Linked DNA regions of Homo sapiens: all the other regions are linked to region 1. Evidence: chromatin contacts called from ENCODE Hi-C or POLR2A ChIA-PET data. All regions are on one chromosome and are shown on one strand. The core of a region is the stretch at or near the end of the contact, and the rest is flanking DNA. Distances in the headings are between cores, read along the strand shown.

Region 1 (3,599 bases), core at 566-3,065:
GAGACCCTGACACACACACAAAAAATAGTTGACTGTTTGCTGAGCCGGGAACTTGCAGGCCCACCCTCAATGCTGCCATCCTGCAAGACTTGGGTGATACTAATAAGTGTCCCCAAAAGCTTGCAGAGGAACGTAGAGATTGCACCTGCTGCCCATCTGGAAATTTCTAAAGGAGTTTTTGAAGGAGCCCATGGCTAGGGCTGAGATGGAACCATGGGAGTGTGAGCTTGGGAATAGCACGGGGGCATCCCCTTGGGCATTATTGAAAATGCAGGTAATAGTGGGCTACTTTTAGTAGCTTGCTTATGAGAATTCTGGGGTGTTTTCTGTGTCTCCAACCAGTTCAATTCTCCAGCACCAGCTATGTGTCCAACAATTCAATTCAATTAGACACTGTCTATCTGGAGTTAGCATCAGATCCCAGTCCCACAAAGCTGCCCCACTTCTCACTGACAGGCTATAGGCCGGGCACAGTGGCTCATTCCTACAATCCCAGCACTTTGGGAGGCCAAGGCAGGTGGATCACTTGAGGCCAGGAGTTCGAGACTAGCCTGGCCAACAGAGTGAGACTCCATCTCTATTTTTTTTACTAAAAAAAATTTTTTTTTTAATCTGGGGTCTCCACGACTCCTTCCTCAGGCTCAATAATTTGCTAGAAAGGCTCACAGAACTCAGGAAAACATTTACTTAGATTTACCAGTTTATTATCAAGGATATGACTCAGCAGCAGGTAAATGGGAGAGAGGCATCAGGTGAGGTATTGGGGGGTGGGGACTTGGGGCTTCCGTGCCCCCTCTGGGTGTGCCATCCTCCCAGCAGGTCAGTGTGTTTAAGCGTTTATGGAGCTCAATCCCAGCACCCCCTCCCTCCCTAGAGGTCAGTGGATGGGGCTGAAAGTTCTAACCCCCTAATCACCTGGTGTTTCTGGTGACCAGAGCCATCTTGAGGCCATCTAGGGCCCCTCACCTGTGTATGTGATCTGAAGGAGCTTGTTATGCATCCCAAAAGTCACCCCCATCACTCAGGAAATTCCAGGAGTTTTTGGAGCATTGTCTTAGGAAGCAGTGACAAAAACCAAATCTATTTTGTATTACATCACAAGGATGAAATGAGAAAGCGAATCTGAAGTGCCTGACACAGACTCTGGTACGGAGCAAGCACTTGAAAACGTTAGCTCCTAGGGTGATTTTTCCCAGCTTCCTTCCTTGACTTTCCTCTGGCCACCTCTCTTGCAAGTTCTCATTTGCTTTCATCTTCTCCCCAGTTCCTAAAAGGCATCCTGGGGGCTAGAAACCATAGGCTTTTTTTTTTTTTTTTTTTTTTTTTGAGATGGAACCTTGCTCTGTCTCCCAGGCTGGAGTGCAGTGGTGCGATCTCAGCTCACTGCAACCTCTGCCTCTCGGGTTTAAGCGATTCTCCTGCCTCAGCCTCCTGAGTAGCTGGGACTACAGGCATGCGCCACCATGCCTGGCTAAATTTTTTGGATTTTTAGTAGAGACGGGGTTTCACCATGTTGGTCAGGCTGATCTCCAACTCCTGACCTCAAAAGATCCGCCCTCCTTGGCCTCCCAAAGTGTTGGGATTACAGGTGTGAGCCACGGCGCCTGGCCAAAACCATGGACTATTACATTGTTTTGTGTGATGTGCTCAAATTTCTCATTTGCCTCGTCCCTCTTCTTAAAGCAATGAGTTTCAAGTGTTTGTGGCACTGAACTATAACTGAGAAGGGTACAAAACAGAAACATTCCCCTTGCCACAGCTGCCTTTCAGTGCCTTTCTACACATCAGATGCACCTTATGAGTCAAACTCCTTTAAGAGAGTCATTTTGCAGAGAAAAAACACAAACCGCTCAGGGTTTGCGGTGCATTCTAGTGCCAAGAGCAAATGCTTTAAAAATAGCACTTTAGGTATTAACTGCTAACAAAGCAAGAATTGACTGCTTCTGGCATGATTTGCATTTAGGGTTTTGGTTTGTTTTTTTTTAAGTTGATGCATAGCAGTTGACCTTTTAAGTCAAGTTTTAGGTCAGTTCTCCAGCACATTCTGAAAGCTCCTTAGTTTTGTCTCTTTTTTAAAAAACAGCTTTATTGGCTGGGCACAATAGCTCACCACTGTAATCCCAGCACTTTTGGAGGCCAAGGCGGGTGGATCACCTGAGGTCAGGAGCTTGAGACCAGCCTGGCCAACATGGCGAAACCCCATCTCTACTAAAAATACAAAAATCAGCCGGGTGTGCTGGCACGTGCTTGTAATCCCAGCTACTTGGGAGGCTGAGACAGGAGAATTGCTGGAACTTGGGACGTGGTGGTTGCAGTGAGCCGAGATTGCACCATTGCTCTCTAGCCCAGGTGACAGAATGAGACTCCGTCTAAAAAAAAAACCCAAAAAAACAGCTTTATTGAGATATAGATCACATACCATACAATTCAGCCATTTTGAATGTATAGTTCAGTGGATTTTACTATAATCACATGTTTACCTCACCACAATCAAATGTAAAACATTTTCATCACCCCACAAAGAAACCTCATATGTTTTAGCTATCATCTCCCTACCCTCTCCCCTCACCCATCTCCCAAGCCTCAGCAACCACACTGATCTACTTTCTGTCTCCATAGATTTCCCTTTTCTGGGCATTTCATATGAATAGGGTCACTTAATAAGTGGTCTTTGGGGACTAGCTGCTTTGAAAGCTCCTTGGTTTTATGTGTATCCCTCTTAAGATTCAAGTTCAAGGAATCCTACATTAATTCAGGGCTAAACTTTACTTTCATTGGAGGGGAATGAGAATGAGATCTGCAACACCTTGGAGTCTTCAGGAGAAGTTCCAGGATGGAGAGAAAAAAATCTGACATGTGATATGTGTTGTTCATCCATCCCTATTTTAGGGCTGAGGGTTATAGTTACATAATGTAGCAATTCCTGGCTGGAGTTCCTGCTTAGCCTTTTTTCATTTAGCATTTATCAAAAACTTCTCATTTCAATTAACAGGGCAAGCCCCTGTTGGCTATTGCCCTTTGTGGTTCAAATTGAGAGTGTAATTAATCATGGAGACTTCATATCTCAGTGAACGTCAGCTAATAAGATTGCCTCCAAGATGCAAGCTCAGCCCCAGCTGGACCAAGCTCTCCTGTGGGCTTCTCCTTGCACCTTCCAGGTGGGAGACTGATTCTATCCAAAACGAGGACGCAGTTTTACACGGGCTGCTCAAACAAGCCCTTTGCTCTGCCTTGTCCCAGTGCGAGATGGATGAGGCCTGCAGGTGTGGCTGATCCTATAGAGTGGACGCCTTCTAAAGATGTGCCGAAGTCCATCTGGCCCCAGGGAAACAGCCCTGGCACCAGCTCAACCCCCTCGATACAGATGGGCTTTAACTACAAGGGTCCAATTTGCCATCTGCCAAGCCTGGAGAGAATCGGTAGCATCCGGAGCCAGAGATCTCATTGTGGATGAATTTATAAAACCCTGGCTAGAAGAACTTGCAGCCCCACGCGTTCCCCACCAGCCAGCTGCCGGGCCGAGAGGAGCTGGGCAGGGCCCTTGAGGCAAGAGCATCGCTTGCAGAGAAGTTCCACATCCCCCAGCGGAGCCAGATGCC
Region 2 (3,599 bases), core at 684-3,183, 940 kb before region 1:
GGAGAGAAGGGTCCTGTCCTCATAAAGCTTGATTCTAGGCCTTTCACTATTCAAACAAGGAAGAGTTACTTCCTACCCCTCCAAGGGTCAAATGAGACCTGCACCTGGGGTGCCTCCGGAGCAGAGTGCACTGGAAGGTTCACCGCACCTTCTCTCCTGACCCTGGTGCTGTGTCTCGGGGTCACCGTCTGTCTGCTGTGCCTGCCTGCATCATAATTGGAACCTGTGCTGTGTTGTACTCAATCTCGTTTTCTCACACCACTAATTGTGTGTAGCACTTCCTGTGTGTAACATTTCTCCTACTAACCTGGCAGTTTTTCTCCTCCTCCTGTCTTTTACAGGGCTGTCATGTCCGCTTCTTAAAGGTAGTTCTTCCTCTGCTCTTTCCTCATCCACTTTCCTTCCACAAAACACTTGCCTTGGTTTTTGTGGCTCCCGGGCCTCAGCCTGCAGCCATGCTCTCCACCCTTAAGGATGCACCGCGTGTTCTGGTAGCTTGAATCTCACACCTACTTGTGTCTTAGTCTGTGTGCTCCCTTCCAAGCAGCCACGGCCCTCCCATGAAAAAAAATGCCATGTCTTAATCACCCAGAGAATAGACCAGTCTCCCCTCCTCTTCAGATTAGGTTAGTTTAAAATTTTACCTGCTGGGCACGGTGGCTCACACCTGTAATCCCAGCACTTTGGGAGGCCGAGGCAGGTGGATCACCCGAGGTCAGGAGTTCAAGACCAGCCTGCCCAACATGGTGAAACCCCGTCTCTACCAAAAAACAAAAAAAAAAATACAAAAATTAGCCAGTCATGATGGCAGGTGCCCGTAATCCCAGCTACTCGGGAGGCTGAGGTAGGAGAATCACTTGAACCCGGGAGGCGGAGGTTGCAGTGAGCCGAGATCGCACCATTGCACTCCAGTCTGGGTGACAGAGTAAGACTCCATCTCAAAAATAAATAAATAAAATAAATAAATAAATAAATAAAATTTTACCAAGCAAATATCAAAACCTCCTATCAGTGATTAAAGTTCAAGTCTGTATTGAAAGCATCCATCCAATGAACAGAAAGAGTGCATCTTTAAATGGACAGCTCATTTTCCTTTCTTTCTGTTAATATCTTTCAATCACATATGAGTTAAGATTCATTTTAAGTTTTATAGGCATACATCTGCATTAGCATGCAATCAGTATGGTGTATTTACACTACATGAGTGTGTTCATATGGATGATGTAGTGTAATATATCATAGGCTGAAATCCTGTAATTGTTCTGATGTTCTTAATGCCTGACTTAATCCTTCTCACTCTTATTTCATTTTTTCTCATTTTTTAATGTTTTCCCAACTCAATCGTTGCAATCTAATCAACCATTCTATCCCCAAACTATGGAGGGGAATTTTGCAACTTGCATGTAAATGGTTTTAAAAACCTGGTCTATTATTGTCATTTCTGATAGCGCCACTCTCTTCTGGGAAGCTGGTTAGGGCCACACACCAGCTGTGCTCTCAGCGTATTGCCTGTGTTCGTAATTAAAATCAGCCCAAGATTGTCGCAGTGCTTTTATGTTCGCATTAGATCAAACTGGAAAATTTAAACCCTCAAATGCTCGGGTGGAGGATTTGCAAGGGGAGAAACCCTACTCCCCGACCCCAAGCTGGAATCCACATCTAATGCTCTCTCAAAAACACTGTCCTAAAGACAGCATCTAATAAATAATGTTTTTAGAGTTTCTCATCTCTAGAACTTGTATCTCACCCTGCAGATGTGCCTGTTAGAGGAACCACAGGAGATTTGTGACCTAGAGATACTGGAAATGAGAAAGAAAAAAAATATTCCTTGAGGTTTCCTAAGTCTTGCAGAGTGTGGTAAATACTGTGTGTGAAAACTGCCTTTCAAGGCTTCTGTTGTTACTGCCCCCCCTCCACCCCGCCCTTGTCTGTGTTTGAAAACCCTGTCCCATGATTCAATGCAGGGTGTTGACTTTGGATACACATCTCCAGAGGCTGGCCACACCTGAATACACTGAGCCTCTGTGCAACTTCTTCCTGTGGAGTAAAACCCTCCAGCATTCTCAGAGGAAAGAGGCACCTCTTGATCACTCCAGGAGGTGGAAACAGTTCCTGTTTAAAAACCAAGTAAACCCCTCTCATTGCACCCCCTGCTACTTCAGAGGAACACCTCCATTCTGATGGAAGGAACTCGTACTTGGGTCCTGGAACCCTATTTGGGACCCAAACCTCTCCCACTTGTGTGGCCTGACGTGCCTGAGTGCTGTTTGTGTCCTTTTTATTATGTTGAAAACTTTGTTATTCCAAAGAAACATCTGAATCACAGAGCTTAGTTTCCCAGCATGTCGGAAAGCTGGGTGCTGGTGTAAAAAACTCAGATGTGGCTGAAAAGGGAAGTAATGAGAGGGGAGAAAAATAAGAAGAAAGAGTTAGGGTGAGGCTTTCACCTCCCTGGGTTCTTGCCTGGCTCCTCCTAGCTCTAATGAAGGGCTGTCCCTGTCCCCTTCTCCTTAAAGACTGTCCCTCTTCTCCCACCTGCTGGGCAACGTGGCTGTCACCTCGTCATTCCAAGAAGGCAGCAGGGTGTGGCGAGGAAGTGCCACACTGCCTGGGTTCAAGGGTTCAAATCCCAGCTCCAATATTTCATAGCTGTATAGCCTGGAGCCATGCAGCTCATCTCTCTTGCCTCAGTTTCTCCAAGTCTAAAATGGAAATGGTAAAAGGACCAACCTCCTAGGGATGTTGGGAGGATTAAATGAGTAAGTATGGAAGGTGCCTAGAACAGTGCCTGGCTAGATTTGTGTTTGCTGCAGTCATTACTCAGCCTTTTCTCTGCCTTCCATCCCCAGGAATTATGAATTACAGAGTTTTCCCTAATGGAGGTGTCACTGTGCATTGCTGGTTTCCAAGAAGCCATTGCCAAGTTAAAGTGAACCCTTTGTTGTCCTTTTTTTTTTTTTTTTTTTTGAGATGGAGTCTCACTCTGTTGCCCAGGCTGGAGCGCAATGGTGCAATCTTGGCTCATTGCAACCTCCACCTCCCGGGTTCAAGCAATTCTCCTGCCTCAGTCTACCGAGTAGCTGGGACTACAGGCACGCGCCACCATGCCCGGCCAATTTTTTTACTTTTTGTAAAGAAGGGGTTTCACCATATTCACCAGGCTGGTCTTGAAGTCCTGACCTTGTGATCTGCCTGCCTCGGCCTCCCAAAGTACTGGGATTACAGTCGTGAGCCACCGCATCCGACCTCATTGTGCTTTCTAAACCACTCCCGGGCCCCAGTTGGGAGACCCCGGTTGTACATTAGGTACAAATAACCCATCAGATAGGAATCTGCTCCCCGTACCCCACCCTACTCCCACCTGCAGCAGTGAAGCAAGGCCATCTTGAATTCATTTAAGAACAGAGATGAGAAGTGTCAAGTCAACAAAGTCTCTTTTCTGACATGTTTTGTGTTGGTGCTTATTATGTTTCCTGTGTGGTTTTGTTATGAGGACAAGAAACAGGCTACTCTACCTGAGAAAGAAAATGTCACCCGCATGTTGGAAATTCACCCTGACCCAGGCAGTGATAATAGCGTGCCACCGCTCGCTCACACCT
Region 3 (3,599 bases), core at 625-3,124, 810 kb after region 1:
AGGCAAGGCAAAGCTGCCCAGCAGAGCTTCCATCCAAGAAAATAAAACTAACAGTAGGGAGTAAGGAAATTAACTTTCAAAGCACCCTACCGTTTTGAAAATAACATTCTTATTCAATTTCTGTAGAAAGCTGGGACTTTGCGTTATTTAATGGCTAGAGTATAAATTAACACCCTTTTTTGTCAAATCTAATGATGTTACAAAGCAGAATTTAGAACATTTACTACTTACAAGCAAACTAACCCCCTTTCTTAACTTGTGTTCAATTGGGAAGGAAAACATCACCCAGGCATTTCAACAGCCATGCCCTCTTGCAAAATGTTTCTTACAGAACATCAGGATTTTATCTATACCAGCATTTTTATAAACTGCAGGTCTCAACTCATGAGTGGATCCTAAAACGCAATTCAGTGAGTCACAAGCAGCTTAGAAAAAAAGGACACAGAAAATTGCACATGATATTTTGTGAATAGTGTATGTGTTATGGGTATTGGGTGATGTTGCAATACATATTTCGTATTGTGGATTGTGGTCAAGAAAAACTTGAAAGTCACTCAAATAACCAAGCTGTAGAGCTACTCGATTACATGATTACACATATGGGTTTTTCAAACAAAGGCATATTGTTCAGCACCGGGTGTTTTTAAACAGAAACATAAAGGGAATGGAAGCCAGGGTGGCTAATGGTACATAATGGCCTTAATTACACCACTGAAGGATCAATATTAGCGTAGCTCAGTCACCAGCAGCCAAGGCACAGAAACTGGTACAGCAGGAAGTGGGAAACTGGGAATCGGTCATCCCCGCCTGATGCTCAGGGTGCACATTCCAAAAAGATGATTCCATATGGTCCCCAGGGCTCGCTTCCATGAAAATAGGGAAAGAAACAGGCGTTTGCCTGTAAGTCACAGAATCCTGCAGATGCCTGAAACACACTTCAGCCCAGCTCCCTCTCAAAGCCCAAATGTGAACATCGAAGTAAAACATTAAAAATCCACTCAAAAACAACAGGGTGGAGCTCCTGTTTCCTGGAGAGAAAGCAGTCTGCGCCCGGGAAAAGAGTCTTGGACTCCGAGAAGGAGATCCTGCCTGGCTGGGTGGGCGATGTGAAAACAGCCAAAGAAATCCAAAGGTTTCTTCCATCCAGAGCGGGCAGGCACGATGCCCTGCGTCGGGGATGGGACAGGGGCTGGCCTGGCCGCAGGGATAGGCTGCCTCTTTGTCCGAGGCCCTGCCCAGATGCCACGTTGAGATGCTCAAGGACAAATGGGAAAGTTTTTCCTGTACTCTCATCTTCCTGGGCCCCAACTACAGAGTCCTGGGTCAACTTGCAACTTCCTCTCCTTTCTCATCTCTTTCTTTTGGCCACTGTCTCTCTTCCCCAGACACCCACTTTGGTCACTGGCTTTCCCACCGCCCTGCTCCCCCCATATTCCGTGGCCCCCGCAGCCCCACCACTCCCTTTGCGAACTCCCTGCTTTCACCCTTGGCCCAACCTTGTCGCTCTGGGAGGACACTGGGAGTGGGGTGGGGTGGGGGGTGCGGCAAACCCCACTGAAGGGGTACGGGGATAACAAGATCCCAATGCGTCCGAAGCAGACACCGGCCCTCCCGCCGAGGCCGCCTCGAGGCGGAAGCCACAAGCTGCTCTCAGGACGACACCCCTGGGTCCTGACACTCTGTCCCCCACCTCCCTGGCAGGGGCCGAGTCGCAGCTTACGTGCAGTCCTGGTTGAAAGAGAAGCAGCTGAGCGCCGACTCAACCCCGCCCGGGGGAGCGTCCGCGGCCTCGGCCTCCATCGGGGGCTCGGCCCGGGAAGCCGCAGCTCGGAGCCGGCGACAGCCACCTCAGCAGCCCGCCCGCGCCGGCTCCACGGGCCGGGTCGCCGGTCCTGCCCCGCCCCTACCCCGCCCCGTCCCCACCCCGCCCCTACCCCGCCCCGTCCCCACCCCGCCCCTACCCCGCCCCGTCCCCGCCGCGTCCCCGGCTTCGCCCCGCCCCTTCTCGCCCCTCCAGCTGGTCCCGAGGACCAGAGCACCTGATAGGGCGGGGCCCCTGCCTCCGGCCACCATTGGCCACGAGCCCAAGCCACGGCTGGCGGGCACCGCCCCCCTTGGCCAATCCGTGGCAGCTGTGGGCGGACCCGCCCGGCTGGCGACCCGCCCCTGGCTTCGTAACGCGGCTCTCCATTGGACAAAGGCGCGTGACGCAAAGGCAGCAGGCCCACGTGGCGGTGTTTTCATTGCCGGAGCCGCCCAGCTGGGAGGGAGAGGGAAGAAGGAATGCGGCTGGGGCCAGATCTGCTGGTTTCAGTCCGGCAACTGCGTCGGGGCCGCCGCAAGGGTGACAGGAGGACGCGCTAGTTCCCACCCCGCCCAGACCCCTTGCCATGTGTAACTCTGCCTATTAAACTTACAGAGTTTAGCAGAGAGCGTTAGACTCCAAAGCCCCACCCTTTTGTCGAGTCCTCAAGCCGCATTGAGAGAAGCTCCTGAAATGGGGCTGCCTCAGCCAGAGAGATAGCAAGTTATCTTATCCATTGCCGAGCGGTTGAGAACCCTCACTACTTGCCAAGCGCGCCGTACTATGTATGTCATCTTGAATTCTTATAAAACTTGTGTGGAAAATACGATTGTGCTCAATATACAGAAGAGGCAACTGAAGCTCCAAAGCTAAACAATTTGTCTAAAGTAACAGTAAATGGTAGAATGTCTGCATGTCTGCTTTCAAGACCTGTGCACTAAATAACTGCTAAACAGTAATTTGCAAAAACAACGTAGCACCTAGCATGCGAGATTCTAGGTTTTCTAACCAGGACAGAAATGACTGCAGCATTTGACGGAGCTGGAAGGTGGGGGGAAGCACCTTTGATCTGAAAAGTTACAAAAATGGCACAAAGTATCTAAACAAGACCTATCCGATCCGCAGCTGAAAAAAATGAAAGTGTGTGTAGGGCAGTGTAGTTTATGAAAGGGGTAACGTCTTGAAGATATAGCACAATTCAAAACTCACGTAATTCGAGATAAACCTTAACAAAGAATCTCTTTTTAAAAGCTGAGTACTGTACATGTTCCCATGCGGAATTACTGTCAATACGGTTTATGAAGCAGGAGCTCTGCCAGCTTTGGATTGTATAACTGCTGATGGATTTTTAATTCATTTTTTCAAATTTTGAGATGATATTTTAGTTATTGTTATATGACAGTCTCTCAAATCAGCATAATTCAAATTTATTAGGTTGGTGCAAAAGTAATTGCGGTTTTCCCCATTTCCCACTTTTAATACCCAGTTTATGACAAAGCTACTTTTATGTATGTGTATATATATATATATTTAACCTTGGACCTACAATAGATGAACAAAGGGCACTATTTCACCTAAACCTTTCTGGTTGGATTTCCGGTTTGTGTTTTCTGAGATGCAAATGTAACAGTTTCTTTTCTCAACTTTATTATTTTTTTCTCTCCACTGATGTAAAAAATAGTTCAGCTCATAGATTCACAGATGTTATTGCTCTTTGGCTGATTGTGAGGTGTTGTATAAACTATCAGAAGTGAATGGAACTGCTGTTTAGATACTTTGTGCCATTTTTGTAACC
Region 4 (3,599 bases), core at 409-2,908, 600 kb after region 1:
AAAGATGTGCTGTAATTGTCTCCGTTTTACAAAAGAGGTCAAGTAGTTGACACAGGTCCCACGCTAGTGAGGGTTTTGGGATTCAAGCACAGACCACCTTCGCCCCTATGCTACACCACCTCAGGCTGTCGGGAGATAGGCGCCCAGTCAAAAGGCACATGGAAGAAAGCCCACGACTTCTCAAGCATTGAAGCAGGAGTGGCGCATCGGTATTCTCAACTTCAAACTTTGAGAACAGTCATGGTAGGAATGCATTTTATTCAAGAATGGGTTCAGGTGAGGGTGGATATGGGCACTGGGTTCAAAGGACAAATTTGGAGAATTCATGATCCAGGAGAGTGAACAAATAAGGAAGGGCTAAAGAGATCCTCGAAGTTGAAAGGTTCAGAGTTAATGTCCTCTAAGGAGAGCCAACAAGGGGTTACAAATGCTGAAGTCATCAAGAAAATGTGCCTGTCTTTCCTTGAGACTGGGAAGGAGAATTAGGATGACGAAAATCCAGAGGATGGTAAAATAGCTTGACTTCAAAATAACAGGCCGGGCGCCGTGGCTCACGCCTGTAATTCCAGCACTGTGGGAGACCGGGGTGCGGGGGGGTGGATCACCTGAGCGCAGGAGTTCGAGACCAGCCTGGGTAACAGGGTGAAAACCCGTATTAAAAAAAAAAAAGCCGGGCGCGGTGGCCCACGCCTGTAATCCCAGCACTTTGGGAGGCCAAGGCGGGCGGATCACTTGAGGTCAGGAGTTCGAGACCAGCCTGGCCAACATGGTGAAACCCCATCTCTACTAAAAATAACAAAAATTAGCCGGACGTGATAGCGGGCACCTGTAGTTCCAGCTACTGGGGAGGCTGAGGCGGGAAAATCGCTTGAACCCAGGAGGCAAAGGTTGCACTGAGCCCAGACTGTCCCACTGCACTCCAGCCTGGGCAACAGAGCAAGACTCCGTCTCCAAAAAAAAAAAAAAAAAAAAAAAAGCAAGAAAAAGAAAGAGAATGGCGAGGCCCAGAGAGACCGAAAGTCCCACCAGAGGGTACAGAGCTAGCTCAGCCCTAATGCCGGCCCCGCGGTGCCTTTCCGAGCTCACGGCCTCCCCTCAGCATCCGGGTTTCGGCCTCGGAGCGCCAGGGACGCCACGAGGACGCGCCCCACACTTGCGCTTCTGGGTTCCAGCCCCCGCGGCCCCCAACAAATAAAGAAGGGAAAGTGCTGAGGGTGACGGCCCCGGGGAGCGCTGCGGCTCTACGTCAACCTGCGGCGGCCGCCGACTCATTTGGGGCCACGCTGGTTGCATTCGTCACGCCGGCGATGCCTCTCAAACCCGCGGCCTGCCGAGGACGTTCCCACACGGGAGACCCCAGCGACGCGGGCGCATCTGTGGCTCTCGAGAACCGGGCCGCGGAGCCGCCGCGAGCGCAAGCGAGGAATCGGCGACTGCGGGGGTGGACAGCTGGGGCTTGTAGTCCCCTCGCTACCCTCTATTCTGGAAGAGGCGGGTCGCGGCCGCTGAACTCCAGCTCTGCGCCTGCCCAGGCGGCCGCACGCTCAGGGGCGTGGCATGGGTGGGTCGTGAGTTGGGCGGGGCCCACAGGGCGTGCGCGACGCAGCGGCGCGGCGCGTGGCGTAAGGGGCGTGGCGCCAGTGGGCGTGGCGTGGCGCAGTGCGAAGGGACGCGGTGCGCATGCGCGTGAGGGCTGCCGCGGGTGGGTGGTATCGAGGCCTGTCGGGTCAGGGCGGTTCGCGGGTGCTGTCAGAGCTGGGCCGGGGCCCCTAGGCAGGGTAGCCGGGTCGTAGAGGCGGGGGCCGGTCGCGGTCGGTGGAGCGGGATGAGGATGTAGGAGGGGCGGACGTGGCGGAAGCCGCGGGGTCCGCGGGGTCGGTGCCTCTAGGGAGCCAGGGAGGCCTTTCCCGAGGCTCCTGGGGAAGAAGAGGCGAAGCGAGAGTCCCTGGGGAACCCCCACTCCACTCCCAGCTGGAGACTGGGTTGTGTCTGCATGGACCAGAGCCCACAGTGCGAGTTGCTATAGGCAACCAGCCAGGGTGGCCAGCTCCTTCCCGTTTGCCCGTGATGTTCTGGTTTTGGGACCAAAGCATCCTAGGCCTCCAGCCCACTGCAGTGACCGAATTCTGCGCCCCCTGCCCATCTTCTCCCGCAGCTTCCCTAGATTAGGCTTGGGAGGCAAGAGGAGGCCTCCTGACCTTTCACACTGCCTTTTTAATATTAAGATGAAGTCACACTCCACAACTTTCTTCCAGCCAGGCCCAGACATGTCCGTCCTTGTAAGTTAAAAGCTTCCATGGGAGCCTTCCTTCCTAATCAAGGTAGGTAGACTACAGGAAGGTACATCTTGTTTTATATTTTGTCCTGTAGAAGTCAGATTTCAGCCCAGTTGTGTAGGAGTGAGGATGAGCCTATGCTTATATCAGAGCTTTGAGTACAGAGACATTTGGTCTGGAATTTTAGTCAGCCTCTTCAACCCCAGAATTTATAGGTTCAATCAGAACAGACATTAGCTTAAGTTTTCCCATCAATCGTCTATCATTAAACTGGCAAAATCTAAATAATTAGAAAATATGACAAAGATGATCCAGACAGAGATGTTCAACTTTTTCCTTAATTCAAAAAGCCTCGTGGTGGAACATCGGACCCATTCAAGAGGAAGGATGAAAGCTCTATATAGGAACACGATGTGAATGGAAGAAACCTGTCATTGTGAGGCTGGCTTTTGATTAGTCATCTGATGTCTTCCCTAATGTGACATGACTTTGAGGCCATAAACTTCAGTGGCTAAGCTGTAGTTTCTCAGCCTGCAGTTAAATTGCAGAAATGATAGGGCTTACATTAGTTTTGTTTTTATTTGATGTTGAAGATCTTTGAGTCACATTAGAAACGATGAGTATTTTTCATGTGGCACTGATGAGTTAATTCATATTATTATTTTTTGAGACAGAGTCTCTATTGCCCAGGCTGGACTGCAGTGGCACGATCACGGCCCACTGCAGCCTCGACCTCCTGGGCTCAGATGATCCTCCCATCTTAGCCTGCCAAGTAGCTGGGACTACAAGTGCACATCACCACATCCGGCTAATTTTTTTGTAGATATGGGGTTTTGCCATGATGTCGAAGCTGATTTCAGACTCCTAGGCTCAAGTAATCCTTCTGCCTTGGCCTCCCAAAGTGCTGGGATTATAAGCGTGAGCCACTGTGCCAGGCCAATATTATTCCCCAAAAGAAGGAAGTTGGGTGTGAGGTCCTGCTCCTGTGGTCACCGTGAGGTTTTTTTTTTTTGTTTTGGACTCTTGCCCAGGCTGGAGTGCAGTGGCACAGTCATGGCTCACTGCAGCCTCAAGCTCCTGGGCTCAAGTGATTCTCCTGTCTCAGCCTCCCTGGTAGCTAGGACCACAGATGTGCACAACTATGCCCAGGGAATTTTTAAATTTTTTGTAGAGACAGGGTCTCACCATGTTGCCTGAGCTGTTCTCAAACTCCTGGCCTCAAGCAATCCTCCTATCCCAAAGTGCTGAAATTACAGGCATGAGCCACCACACCTGGCCACCACTAGTTTTTGTAATGGGAGCAGGTTCCATATGAGATGGAGG

The links. A loop is a pair of places that touch in the nucleus more often than their neighbours do. ChIA-PET counts read pairs that join two places held with the same protein, here RNA polymerase II (POLR2A). Pooled maps may share reads with other maps.
Region 2: a loop to region 1 is called in a map with no recorded cell type, with 27 times the contacts of the local background. The contact joins two enhancer-like sites. A Hi-C loop is called at or near these places in 9 of 37 single-sample maps with no recorded cell type and 5 of 50 pooled maps.
Region 3: a loop to region 1 is called in a map with no recorded cell type, with 11 times the contacts of the local background. The contact joins the promoter of WIPI1 here to the enhancer-like site in region 1. A Hi-C loop is called at or near these places in 2 of 37 single-sample maps with no recorded cell type and 2 of 50 pooled maps. POLR2A ChIA-PET finds 5 or more read pairs at or near these places in 2 of 52 experiments (B cell and GM12878).
Region 4: a loop to region 1 is called in a pooled map, with 2.5 times the contacts of the local background. The contact joins the promoter of AMZ2 here to the enhancer-like site in region 1. A Hi-C loop is called at or near these places in 4 of 50 pooled maps. POLR2A ChIA-PET finds 5 or more read pairs at or near these places in 2 of 52 experiments (GM12878 and PC-9).

What each region holds. Positions count from the first base shown.
Region 1 is chr17:67,649,141-67,652,739 of GRCh38, forward strand. The region is part of intron 6 of PITPNC1 (phosphatidylinositol transfer protein cytoplasmic 1); the gene reads left to right. Among named protein-coding and RNA genes, the nearest start is that of NOL11, 67 kb to the right of the region's middle. RefSeq lists enhancers at 1,460-1,619, 2,300-2,379. Within about 2 kb of position 1,816, at least 3 of the 41 ENCODE cell types and tissues checked have a DNase peak (open chromatin) inside an H3K27ac peak, as active enhancers do; they include GM12878, where a contact is called at or near this core.
Region 2 is chr17:66,710,103-66,713,701 of GRCh38, forward strand. The region is part of intron 8 of PRKCA (protein kinase C alpha); the gene reads left to right. Among named protein-coding and RNA genes, the nearest start is that of MIR634, 75 kb to the right of the region's middle. Within about 2 kb of position 1,934, at least 9 of the 41 ENCODE cell types and tissues checked have a DNase peak (open chromatin) inside an H3K27ac peak, as active enhancers do.
Region 3 is chr17:68,455,622-68,459,220 of GRCh38, forward strand. WIPI1 (WD repeat domain, phosphoinositide interacting 1) reads right to left here and starts at 1,875. Exons shown (of 13, transcript NM_017983.7): 1 at 1,721-1,875. The coding sequence starts at 1,800. It also overlaps a transcript of PRKAR1A not described here. RefSeq lists silencers at 1,615-2,294, 2,031-2,317.
Region 4 is chr17:68,246,385-68,249,983 of GRCh38, forward strand. AMZ2 (archaelysin family metallopeptidase 2) reads left to right here and starts at 1,659. Exons shown (of 7, transcript NM_016627.5): 1 at 1,659-2,321. RefSeq lists enhancers at 179-725, 726-1,271 and silencers at 1,486-1,785, 3,095-3,144.